Linked DNA regions of Homo sapiens: region 1 is linked to region 2. A link is a contact called in ENCODE POLR2A ChIA-PET data. All regions are on one chromosome and are shown on one strand. Each heading gives the region's core, a stretch centred on a gene start or an enhancer-like site at or near the end of the contact. The rest is flanking DNA. Distances are from core to core; before and after follow the strand shown.

Region 1 (6,670 bases), core at 2,505-5,004, 800 kb before region 2:
GCTGTCGCTTCTCCCTGGAGCATAGCAGCTTGAGACCAGGCTGCCTCTCCTGTTTCTGCTAAGGTCCTGCCTGGCACGTAGCAAATTCTCAGAAATACTTTTAGGAACATAACTGAACTGGAAATTGTGGCAAGAGAAGTCTGTCCTTGTGAACCGCCAGGCTCCTTCTCTTACCTGCTTCTTCTCATGAAGAACTCTTCTCTCCTTTTTTGTTCTTATTTTCTTTCATTTCTTCCAACAAAGCTATGAATGCCCACATCAGTTGCCTGTTCAACATCTCACCTGGGTGTCTTAAGAGCATCTTCAACATGGCCAAATGGAACCCTGGAATGATACTCTATTCTTCTCCATCCCTACCTCTCCCCACCAGGCTTTTCCGCCTGAGTAGATGACAAGACCATTAACCTGGCCCTCAAGCCAAACGCGTACTAGATTCCCAGGACTCTGCTCCTGTCCTGACATCCAATCCATCAGCAAGTAGTGACTTCGGCCTCAAAATATATCCGATCACTACCCACAGCTACCACCCTAGTGCAGGCCACCACGAGCTCTGGATCACCACTGTCACACCCTACCTGGCTAGTGCAGGCCGCCATGAGCTCTGCCCTGGACCACCCTCGTCATGCCCTACGTGGCTTCCTGCTCCTGGTCTGCTTGCTCTGTACCCTGTCCTCCTTAGAGCAGCCTGGGCAATTGTTTAAAACACCAATCAGGCAGGGCACAGTGGCCTGTGCCTGTAATCCCAACATTTTGAGAGGCCGAGGTGGGCAGATCACCTGAGGTCAGGAATTCAAGACCAGCCTGGCCAACATGGCGAAACCCTGTCTCTGCTAAAAACACAAAAATTAGCTGGGTGTGGCGGTGCATGCCTGTAGTCCCAGCTACTTGGGAGGCTGAGGCAGGAGAATCGCTTGAACCCAGGAGGTGGAGGTGGCAGTGACCTGAGATCGTGCCATTGCACTCCAGCCTGAGTGACACAGTAAGACTCCGACTAAAAAAAAAAAAAAAAAAAAAGCACCAATCAGATTATTCTCTCCTGTCTGTTAATTAGCCAATGGATAGTATTTATTTAAGAGTCATATAGTAGCCCTCTTGGTGATCAGATCGGCAGGTCATAAGAAGGGTAAGTAGCATACAATAAACCATTTTGAGAGAGAGAAAGAGAGACCGTATTCACCTAACCTTTATGACAGCATATTATCATTGTTCTATTTTATTATCCATTATTGTTGTTAATCTCTTGCTGTGCCTAGTTTGTCAACTAAACCTTTGTCATAGGTATGTATGTACAGGAAAAATGCATACTATATATGGGGTCCAGTACTATCTGCAGTTTTAGACATCCTTGGGATCTTGGAACGCATCCCTTGAGGATAAGGAGTGATTACTGTACTGTATATAAAATACCCATTTCCTTTCTTCCTGTCACATGCCATGGCTGCCTATCATTAGCTTGTTCATTTATGTGGTTACTTGCTTTTGAGGTCTTTTGCCCCCACTGGTATGAAAGCAGTGACCTTGTCTATTCTGTTCACTGTAGTATGCCTAGAACCACTGGCCTAGTGCATGGAAGGAGCTCAATAAACCATGTTGGGTGAGTGAATGTGAATTAAGAAGGTTTTAGGGTTGAGGCACTGCCCCTGGCAGTATTGTTTGCCTATTTATTTATTTATTTATTTAGGAGGCAGGGTCTTTCTCTGTTGTCCAGGCAAAATGTGCAGTGGCACAATCATAGCTCACTGTAGCCCCGACCTCTTTGGGCTCAAGCAATCCTCCCACCTCAGCCTCCTAAGAAGCTAGGACTACAAGCACACACCACCATGCCTAGCTAATTTTTTTAAAAAACATTTTTTGTAGAGATGGGGTCTCACTATGTTGCCCAGGCTGGTCTCAAACTCCTGGACTCCAATGATCCTCTCACCTTAACCTCCCAATGCATTGGCATTGGGATTACAGGTGGGAGCCACCATGCCTGGCCTTATTTACCTTTTAAAATAGGGACTTTTGAGGACGTTTTTGCTTAAGGAGACTGAAGCTATTAAAAATCTCCAAAGGTCCAGGGCCTTAACTGTTTACAAGGCACTTGCCCATATGGTGACTCATTCATTCATTCAATAAATACTCATCACATTTCTGCTATGTGCCAGTCACTTGCTGATGGGGTGGTATTTGGGGTGAGTCCTTGCAGCTCATCACCACAGACCCAGGGGCCATTGCTTGGCTTCTCCAGAGCTGGCTCTCAAGGCCTGTTGCTGAGGTGGAATGCAGTACCAGGCTCAGAATATTTGTGTCCTGACAGCTACTCTGGTCTGTGTGCCCCGAGGTAAGTTGTTTCCACCTCTCTGCACTAAAGCTCATGTGGAAAACAGAGATCATAATACTAAAGAACTTGCAGGATCAAGGCTCTCCTTCAACCCTTCCCTCCTTCCACGTCCACCATGTGTGCTTCCAGCTCTCCTGAGTTCTCTTGACTGAAACTTGAGGCACTCAGCCTCCTGCAGCCAAGCCCATCTGGATTCCCTCAGAAGAACTTTCACCAGGGAGATTCAGGAAACTGCCTTCCTGCTGGTCGCCGCTTGTCCAGTCAGCGTTTTTCCAGTAACTCTTCAATGAAGGCTGCTCAGGCTAAGGCGTTGTCATGTAGAGATGTTTGCATTTTATGGGGGTCAGGGCTTTCATGGAAAGAGTGGACCTTGTATGAAGGATCCTGGCTCTGCAGCAGGGAAACGAGAGGGAAGTTTCTTGGCAGGGTGAAGGAGACCTTCGCTCAGATCACTGCAGTCAGGAGTTGGTTCTTGAGCCAGGTGTGTACCTGCAGGACCTCTGAGGCCAGTGCGGGGGATTGTGTGCTGCCTCTGAAGGACGCCGCCATGGAGCTGGCTCCCTGACCACTCTCGTTCCCTCACATGGCTCTTCCACACTGCAGCCAGTGAGTCCTTCAAACACAACCTGATGGTGCCAACCCCCTGCTGAGAACTCTGCAGTGAGTTCCATTGCCCTTAAAACAAAAACCACTATGCTCACTCTCATCAGCCAGGCTCAGCACCCCCTCTCCAGCCCTGCGTTTCCAGGAACTGCCCCCGCTCCTCACACTCCGGTTCCTGGGCCTTCTTTCAGTGCCTAGAGCATCCTGTGCTTTCTCACTGCAGGTCCTTTGCATGGGCTGGACTTCCCATCACTTCCTTCCCCACCTTGTCTGTGCCTCCTCAACTCCTCCACACCTGAAGATCTCAAGTCCCCCACAAGCCCTGTTAGGTTTCCTTCTTCTGCTCTCCTCATCTCACTGTGGCTTCTCCTCCAGCGTGTGGTGATTTGCTCAGTCTTTCTCCTTCATATTCTCAGGAGTGTCAGCCTCATAAATCCATAGTTCTGCTCACCATCACCTGATACATGGACAAGTTGGTGCTCAACGAATTAATATTGAATGAGCAATGCTTGCATCAGCAGGGAGGGGAGGTCTGAGTCAGCTGGGATGTTCCAGAAAGGATCAGGGGCTCAGTGGCTTTTTTGTTTTAATGGTAGACTAGAGTTTTATTACTACTCAAATCAGTCTCCCCAAGAATCAGGGATCAGAATATTTAAGGATAATTTGGTAGGTACAGGCTAGTGAGTGGGGAGTGCTGATTGGTCAGGTTGGAGATGAAATCATAGGGAATTGAAGCTTGTCCTCTTGCGCTGAGTCAGTTTCAGAGCCCAGGGGCAGAGGCTGAAACCACAGTGGTCTGTCCAGCAAAAGGTGGAGCCACGGAGGGAACTCAATCACTGCTGGAGATGCTGCCTGAAGGATCTGGGACTGTTCACATTACCTCTGCTTGGCTGAGCCTGGGCCTGCCTAGAGAAGCCAGACCTGCTCACAGCCCCAGAGAGGCAACTGTGTGCTGTCCTTCAATGCTGAAGCAGCCATCACAGTTCCCGTATCTGACAGAGGAGCTGACCCTGTGCGTAGGCTGTCTTTCTGCACGAACAGCAGATCTGAACACGTAATGGGCATATGCGTTTGCTTGGGCTGCCACAGTAGAAGTACCACAGGCTGGATAGTAAACAATAGAAATGTGTTTTCTCACAGTTCTGCAGGCTAGATGTCCAAGATCGAGGGGCTGGTAGCTTTGGTTTCTTCTGCAGCCTCTCTCCTTGCCTTGTAGAGGGCCAACTTCCCGGTGTGTCCCCACAGGGCCTCTCCTCTCTGTGTCTCTTTCTGTCCTAACCTCCTTTTCTCATAGTGATATCAGTCAGTTTGGATTAGGGCCCACCCTAATGGCCTCATTTCAACTTTGTCACCTCTTTAAAAGGTCCTATCTTCAAATACAGTCACATACTTAGGTACTGGGGGTCAGGGCTTCAACATATGAATTTGGGCGGGGGACAGAATTCAGCCCATAACAATAGGTTATGCCAGGATGCATGCCATGATTTGACCCCACATGGAGACATATGATTTGTCTTCACAACAGGAGACATAGAGAATATAAGGCAGACACGACAAACCTTGATTATTTTTTAATGAGACTATGTACAACATTTGCAGCTCCACAACCAAACTTCTACCCCCAAAAGTACCACATGCAGGGCCAGGGAGCATGTCGCCGATCTTACTCCCATCCCTGCTCCCTCATCAGTTCAGGTTACATCTCCCTCCTGGTGCAGAGGTGGAAGCCATCTTCCACCTCTGTGCCTATCCCAGCTTCCTCGGGGCAGGGGGACAGGTAGGTTACCTGTCAGGCAGAAGCCTTTGCATTCTGTTCATTCAGCTCAAACTGCCCCTTCTTGGAAGGGGACTGACATGTGGCTGTGGGAAAGCTGATCTCCTTTTCTGTAAAAGGAAACTTTGGGGCTGGCTTCTCAGACAATGGGCTCTTCAGAGAAGTGGGTTTTTTAGGGAAGGGTTTGCAAAAGGCATCAGGGTTAGTTTGAAGACAAAGGGGAAGTGTCTCTGTAAAGGGGGTGCAGTGGAGCTGTGGAGAGGTGACCCTTAAGGAGCTGGGAGAGGAGCCAGATCCCTATGGTGAGCTGGAGGGTGTGAGAGTTGCAGTGGCATGGTCTGTAAGCCGGAGGCAGAGGGAAGAGAGAGCACGCACTAAGAAAAACAATGCAAAGATTCTGTGCTCTTATTGAATTCATCTTGCTCCAGGTGAGAAGGAGAACATGAACCTAGGCACAGCCGGTGCTTGATGAGTGCCCACTGTGTGCCAGGCCCTGGGGACATGAAGATGAGGAAGACTCTGTCTCCTGCCTTGAGGAGAACCACTTAGCTAGAAGGGACAGATGGGCACACAGAGTGCCGTTCACTGTGGTCAGAGTGCCCAGCAAAGTGCCCAGCGTGGAAACCGTGCCCACGTACTCATGAGTCAAGGAGGAAGTGCTGTCCACAGCAGATGGGGTGGAGGGCCTTAACTCCACCTGGACAGGTCGGGAGGGCTTCCCAGAGGAAGCTGAGGAGGAGGTGGCCAGGCTGGGGGTGGAGGAACAGAGCATCCGGGCAGAGGGAGAGCATTCGGGAAGGCAGGAAGCAGCCAGAGGGCATGGGCACATCCAGGATTGGAACCCTGGCCTCTGCTGCGTTCTAATTGTGGCTGACATCTTTCTTCAGCCTTCTGTTTGTGCTTCAGGCCCCATGCGTTCCAGACCTAACTGGGCATGCCTGCTTGGATGGCCCTTTATAGTGTGCACAACCCTGTCAGGCATCCAAAAACCATGTGACTGGGAGTTTGGTATTAAGCTGTATTATTGAGTTCACAAACTCAACTTTCAGAAATCTAACCAAACAAGGGATTTGCAAAACAGTTTCAAACAGAGCAGAGCCAACTACATTTCCCATGACAATCAGCTTGTTTACCACCCCAAGGTACACTCTAGCCACTGTTGACACGCTCATTTGCATGCTAATACCCAGAATGCCTTTCCAGCCCTACTGCGCTTCTATCCTGCCAGTGAGCTGAAAGGTTTATTTACACATACAATGCATGACAACTTCATTTTCTGAAGCATCTTTCATACAAACCGTATCCCCAAAATGCCTTAAGTTGGTGAAAATTTCAAAATCCTTTTACCCTTCTTTCTGGGCTGAAGTGGAGTTAACTTATGCATGCCCAAATTAACATTTTAATTAAAAGATACTTGAGCGAAATGAGATTTTGGTTATTCAGCCATGTGTCATATTATGCTTGGTGTATTAAGCCAAGTTTATGAAGAGAAACTACACGGCCACAGATAGATCAGGCAACACAGAGAGCTCCACGTGTACATCGGACTGAGCTAGGATCAACAGAGGAACGTTAATGGATGACTTTCCTACAGCTGGAGTTCCCTGGCACTGTGACCTGTGAGATCACACTTATCTAGGGGCATTGGGCATAATGGCACAGGTGGTAAAAACACAAACACCTACCAGCAATTTTTCAATTTTAAGAGTACAGCAGCCAGGACGGGTGGCTCACGCCTGTAAGCCCACATCTTGGGAGGCCAAGACAGGAGGATCCTTTGAGCCCAGGAATTCAAGACCAGCCTGGACAATATAGCAAGACGCCCATCTCTACAAACAATAAAAAAGTTAGCTGGGCATGGTGGCATGCAAGTGTAGTCCCAGCTACTCAGGAGGCTGAGGTGGGAGGATTACTTGAGCCCAGGAGGTTGAGGCTGCAGTGAGCTGTGATTGCACCACTGCACTCCAGCC
Region 2 (6,124 bases), core at 1,470-3,969:
GGCCTGGCCAACATGGTGAAAACCCGTCTCTACTAAAAATACAAAAATTAGCTGGGCGTGGGGGCACATGCCTGTAATCCCAGCTACTCGGGAGGCTGAGGCAGGAGAATTGCTTGAGCCCAGGAGACAGAGGTTGCAGTGCGCTGAGATCTTGCCACTGCACACCAGCCTGGCCAACAGAGCAGACTGTGTCTCAAAAAACAAGCACAAAAACAAACAAAACAAAACAAAACCCTCCCCCTGCTCCATAATGTCTGTAAGGACCGTTTAGTGCCCCGCGGCATGGTGTGGAGGTGAGTGGCCAGCCCTATCTGGTCATCAGGCGCTTGTATTGCCAAGTGATTTTGCTCTGTTTGGGCCTCTTCCCGCAGGCTCCCCCTGGCTCCTTCCAGCAGGTCCTGGAGCTGGCGGGGGCACCCAGGGGGATTTCGTACTGACGGCCCCCAGGCCGCCCAAAGCGGCAGATCTGTGAATTCTGAAATTGGGGAGCAGAGTGGCGGAGGTGAGGAAGGGCCCACCTTGTTTCCACCTCCTCAAGTCCCCTCTCTGTGGAGCCTCGCTGGGGGGCCTGGGGTAGGAAGGAGACTCCCACACACAGTTCGGGCCTAGCCCACTTTGCTGAGGTCCTGGAATCCGTCCCTCATCTGCCCAATCCCCTCACTTGTGTTTCCCAGGCTTTCCCGGCCAGGGCGCAGGGCCCGTGGGGGAGGCTCCCAGTGCTGGGAGGGGAGCGGGCCAGCATGCAGAGCGCACTCGGTGCGCGTGGGTTCTCCCTCTCTGCCCTCTCCCGATGTCTCCGACTCTCTCCCTAGGGCAGTGCTACTCTCCCTCTTGCTCTGTCTTCCTCTCTGTTGCCCTCCTTGCTGCTGTGACCATCATGGGACTCTGGAGACCAATCCATCCACACTGACTTTTTTCTCTATCCTCAAATGGGCAGTGTGTAGAACTGCCCTAATTCAAATGGCCGTTTGGAAGTGCTTTCTTATGAGAGGGGCTGGTTATGGGAAGTGAGTCAGCGAGGAAGGCTCCTCATGGAAGAAGAGGTCGGCAGCCTTGCACTCTGGCCTGGTGCACTCTGAGGGCAGCAGGTGCTGTCCTTGGCGCAAGAAAGCTGTGAGAGAAAAGCTGGGAGCGTGGCCGCCATCTGTGCGCCCGCGGTGTGGTGGTGGATGATGGAGCTCTCAGCCTCTATGTGTGGCTACCGCACAAACCAGCCAGCATTTCCCAAATGCTGTATTCCATCCTGGGCGGGTGGTTTTTATCTGGAGCCACTGCGATTTTGTCTTGACATCCTAGCATTGTTGAGGTGGTAACTATTAGGGCTGCAATTGAATATGACTTTAGAAGAATCTTTAGTTTCATGGAAAAGAATGGAATCCAGATACCAGTAATGCAGTCTTCAATATTTTTATCGTGTTCTTTTTATATTAAGGAGCATTTTTCAAGCTCCTGTCAACTCCCTGGCATTAGGCTCTGATGTGCTAAGACACGCGCACAATGCACACCTCAAACATTTACCAGCTACCTCGGTTCACCTCGTGCATTATCCCGGAAGGCTATGTTTTGCTATGCTTTTGCAAATATGAGCTTTTCTATATTAAAAACCCAGTCATTCAATATCCCAAACACATCTAATCCTCCTAGTTCAAAATGCCAAACAATGAGTTTAATGAAGAAAGCATTATCTCTATGTGAAGACCTTAAATGGAAGCTGCCAAATCCTACAGAACCGACTCCTCTCAGTACTGGGAATGACTGGTTTAGTGGTTCTAAGCATTGCTGCAATTTCCAAAGCCATAAGTGTAGATGAGAAAGTCCAAATGAATTTCTAGAAGTGATGCAGAAGTTAATTAAGATGTCTATATATTTGATCACATTTTCAACTTTTCCTTTTCCTTTTGTTTTTTTTTTTTTTCTTTGAGACAGAGTTTCACTCTTGTCCAGGCTGGAGTGCAGTGGCACAATCTCAGCTCACTGCAACCTCCGCCTCCCTGGTTCAAGCGATTCTCCTGCCTCAGCCTCCTGAGCAGCTGGGATTACAGGCGCCTGCCACAACACCTGGCTAATTTTTGTATTTTTAGTAGAGATGGGGTTTCACCATGTTGGCCCAGCTGGTCTTGAACTCCTGACCTCAAGTGATCTGCCCGCCTCGGCCTCCCAAAGTGCTGAGATTACAGGTGTGAGCCACCACACCCGGCCGTTTTAAACTTTTTAATAAACACATGTCTCAAAGGACCTACATCTCAAAGGCAGGAAAGCATGCTCTAGGATTTAAGGGTGTAAAAGATTGATCCCCTGTGATGTTCGGCACCAACGCAAACCAACAGCAATAAGCCCCATCCATCCATGCAGGTATTACAACTTTCTGTATGAGTTCAGATCATGCTCCTCCCACCGTTTACAATGGGACACCATCCCCAGTGCTTCCCAGCCCACCTCTACAAGCAAACTGCAGCCTTTTTCAAGGTACAGTGCCATATGCATTGTAGTATTTTTGTATTTCTTAACCATGTAACATGTGCAAAACTGTGCTACTGTCTTCATTCATTTTTAATATGTTGCTGGTGATGGTTAGAGTTTTTCCCCCAACCCCATTTACTCCCAGAAGCCCCATGCTGCTTACCGAGTGATTTTGTGGTGTGTGGAATTTTTAGGAACACGTACGTCACATTTGTATTTGGAAATGGTTTGTCAGCTGCATTACTTAATTAGGCTTAGTAATCTTGCCACATGGCCCTGAGTGACTCATGAGGTGTGGGGAAGGGATGGGAACAGGGGAGTTTGAGCCTGTTTCAAGATTTTGAGGAGCCTTTCACCTATTTATTTACCATTTTTGCCCTCTATCTTTTTATTGTATAAATTTAAGTTGTACGATATGATGTTTAAAATGCACATTGAAGTGATTACAGTCAAGCAATTAACATATCTATCACATAGTTACCTTTTTTTGTTGGTAGTAAGAGTACCTAAAATCTTCTCTCTGCAAATTTTCAGTCTACAATGCAAATTAACCATAGTCCTCACGCTGTGCTTTAGACCTCTAGACTGACTCATCCTACATAGCTATAACTTAGGATTCTTTGACCTGCTTCTTGCCGATTCCCCCATTCCTGGTAACCGCCATTCTACTCTCTGCTTCTATATATTTGATTTTTTTTTAAAAAAAAGGTTTCCACATATAAGTGAGATTATGCAGTATTTGTCTTTCCATGTCTGGCTTATTTCACTTAGCATAGTGTCCTTTGGGTTCATCTTTTTTGTCACAAATGATAGGATTCCATTCTTTTTCATGGCTGAGTAGTATTCTATTATATGTATATAAAAATTCCTTTACCTACTCATTCATGAACATAGGCCGATTCCATATCTTGGCTATTGTGAATATGGTTGCAATGAACATGGGAGTTCATCACCACTGTTTCGGGTAATGTTTTTTTCTCTTTTGACTAACAGGGAGTAGACTCACAATACATGTGTATTGAGTGAACACATGTTTGGTGTGTGCATTAAAAAAATTCAGTCAAAGCATTGTATAGTCATACATCAATTGCAGTAGGAAAGCCAGCAGCTAGTACCTTCTCAGCTAAGAGAAGACAGAAAGCAAAATTTCCTCTAGTGTGTTTCCACCTCCATTCACTTCACTCTCCTTCAGCCTTAAAGTCTGAGTGAGGCTGGTACCTCATGGCTGGAAATGCTGCATTTCCCCCAGATGGGGCAGTGATTACTCCTGTCCTCCTCTCCACCGGGGAAACTGGCTCAGCTGTACCTTGTCACTCATCAGCCACCTTCCTCCCAGGCACAAGTGCAGGTGGTTGTTCTCTGGGTTCCTGGGTCCTTTAACTACAGAGAGACCAATGTGGGTTTGCTGCGTGGTGCATTCATTTCTGCTTGCTGCTTGTCAAGCTGGTGGACCCCAGTACACAGCATGACTAGAGAGACACAGAAGCCCTGAGGGGTAACAGCCTAGCCCCTGAGCATGCCTAGTTCAGCTCACAGCCCAGTGCACCTGACAGCAGAGTGGGGCCGGTTGAAAGGTCAATGCGTTGAACGGTCAATGCAGGTATGTAGATTGCCTTGTTTGGGGTAAAATATACATTATTTGGCACTGGAATCAGCCAGGCCAAGAGTCTGAATTGTGATCAAGGTCCTTAATCTCTCCCAGTTTCTCCTTCTGTAAACTAGAGATAAATGTACCTACCTCATCAAATTGTTAGGAGGATTGTGTGATAAGGCAAACTTTCCTATCACTTCCCCTCCAACATTTCATATGATAAAATAATTATCTCCTATCTACCCTTTGAAACAAACAAGCTGACTTGTCTGCCTATCAGACATGTCTTTATCATAAGCCATTGATGAATAAAACTGAACTTTTCCACCTTGTATTTCACACAGGAAAGCCTTTGGGTAATTCTTTACACAGTAACGGTAACTGGAAAATCTGATATATTAATATGCTCTCTGTCTCTCTCTTCGTTTTCAAATGTAACTTGCTACTTGCACACCCTTATTCTTTCATATAAATTTCAGAGTGAGTATGTAGAATTCCTCTCCCACCTCCAAATCCAGCTACAAACATAACTGCACAGATAAAAAGATTTATTTCAAGTGACTTTGAGCAAAACAAAACAAAACAAAAACCGCGACTGTGGGATATATCCTAAGATCAAAAATAACAGCAAAGAAATTTTTAATCTTGTTCAGTTTTTTTTTTTTTTTTTTTTTGAGATGGAGTCTTGCTCTGTCGCCCAGGCTGGGGTGCAGTGGCGTGATCTCGGCTTACTGCAAGCTCTGCCTCCCGTGTTCATGCCATTCTCCTGCCTCAGCCTCCCGAGTAGCTGGGACTACAGGCGTCTGCCACCACGCCTGGATAATTTTTTGTATTTTTAGTAGAGATGGTGTTTCACCATGTTAGCCGGGATGGTCTCGATCTCCTGACCTCATGATCCACCCGCCTCAGCCTCCCAAAGTGCTAGGATTACCATTACAGGTGTGAGCCACCGCGCCTGGCCTGTTCAGTTTTATTAATTGTAGTAATATTATAGTAATTTTGAGATGAACGTATATTGTAAGATAAAATAAATAGGTAAATTTGTTGATATAATATGAACCAGGGTTTTCAAGGTAAGAAAAGCGAGATATAAATATAACATTAAAGAAGAAAACAAACCTCTCATGTTGAGTTGATAATACTGATGTCAAGCATGATTTAAAAAAAAAAACAAACGTATTTCCAGCTGGTCGCAGTGGCTCATACCTATAATCCCAGCACTTTGGGAGACCAAGGCTGGTGGATCACTTGAGTTCAGGAGTTCAAGACCAGCCTGGACAACACAGTGAGATCCTGGCTCTACAAAAAATTAAAAAATTAGCCAGGTGTAGTGGCCTATAGTCCCAGCTACTTGGGAGACTGAGGCATGAGAATCACTCAACCCAGGAGGTGGAGGTTGAAGTGAGCCGAGATCACACCACTGCACTTCAGCCTGGGCAACAGAGTGAGACTCTATCTCAAAAATAAATAAAAATAGAAAACTTGTATTTCCTAGCTCCATCCACTGAAAGAGCTAGACATAGTGACATGACTGTGGTAAGGAGCATGCTTAGAATCTGGGCCTTGGTTTCTTGTTTTAGGTTGAAACATTACTACAAAGATTACTATTTTTGTATGTCAAAGATGGCTGAATGTCAGCGATTTTGTATAGTAAGTGTAATATTGTTCCTCACCTAGGAACCAGGGCTTTTGGAGAAATGACTGTCTCCAGATCTAGCCAGAGAAAGTATAAAATGATTCTGGTTTCATGGGCCAAAAAGCAAGGAAGCTATCAGAGATCAATGGGCTGCATGAAAAAGACAGAGCCAGCCAGTGTAGTGGCTTATGCCTATAATCCCAGCACTTTGGGAGGCTGAGACGGGCCAGGAGTTTGAGACCAGCCTGGCCTACATGGTGAAACCCCATCTCTACCAAAAATACAAAAATTAGTCAGGCCTGGTGGCACATGCCTGTAATTCCAGCTACTCGGGAGGCTGAGGTGGAGGATCGCTTGAACTTGGGAGGTGGAAGTTGCAGTGAGCTGAGATTGCGCCACTGCACTCCAGCCTGGGTGACTGTCTCAAAATAAAATAA

Evidence for each region. ChIA-PET counts read pairs that join two places held with the same protein, here RNA polymerase II (POLR2A).
Region 1: POLR2A ChIA-PET joins it to region 2 with 17 read pairs in activated T-cell. The contact joins two enhancer-like sites. POLR2A ChIA-PET finds 5 or more read pairs at or near these places in 3 of 52 experiments (HCT116, activated CD4-positive, alpha-beta T cell and activated T-cell).

Annotation. Positions count from the first base shown.
Region 1 is chr13:27,806,120-27,812,789 of GRCh38, reverse strand. No RefSeq gene overlaps it. Among named protein-coding and RNA genes, the nearest start is that of GSX1, 17 kb to the right of the region's middle. Within about 2 kb of position 3,754, at least 2 of the 41 ENCODE cell types and tissues checked have a DNase peak (open chromatin) inside an H3K27ac peak, as active enhancers do.
Region 2 is chr13:27,009,591-27,015,714 of GRCh38, reverse strand. No RefSeq gene overlaps it. Among named protein-coding and RNA genes, the nearest start is that of USP12-AS1, 110 kb to the left of the region's middle. Within about 2 kb of position 2,719, at least 2 of the 41 ENCODE cell types and tissues checked have a DNase peak (open chromatin) inside an H3K27ac peak, as active enhancers do.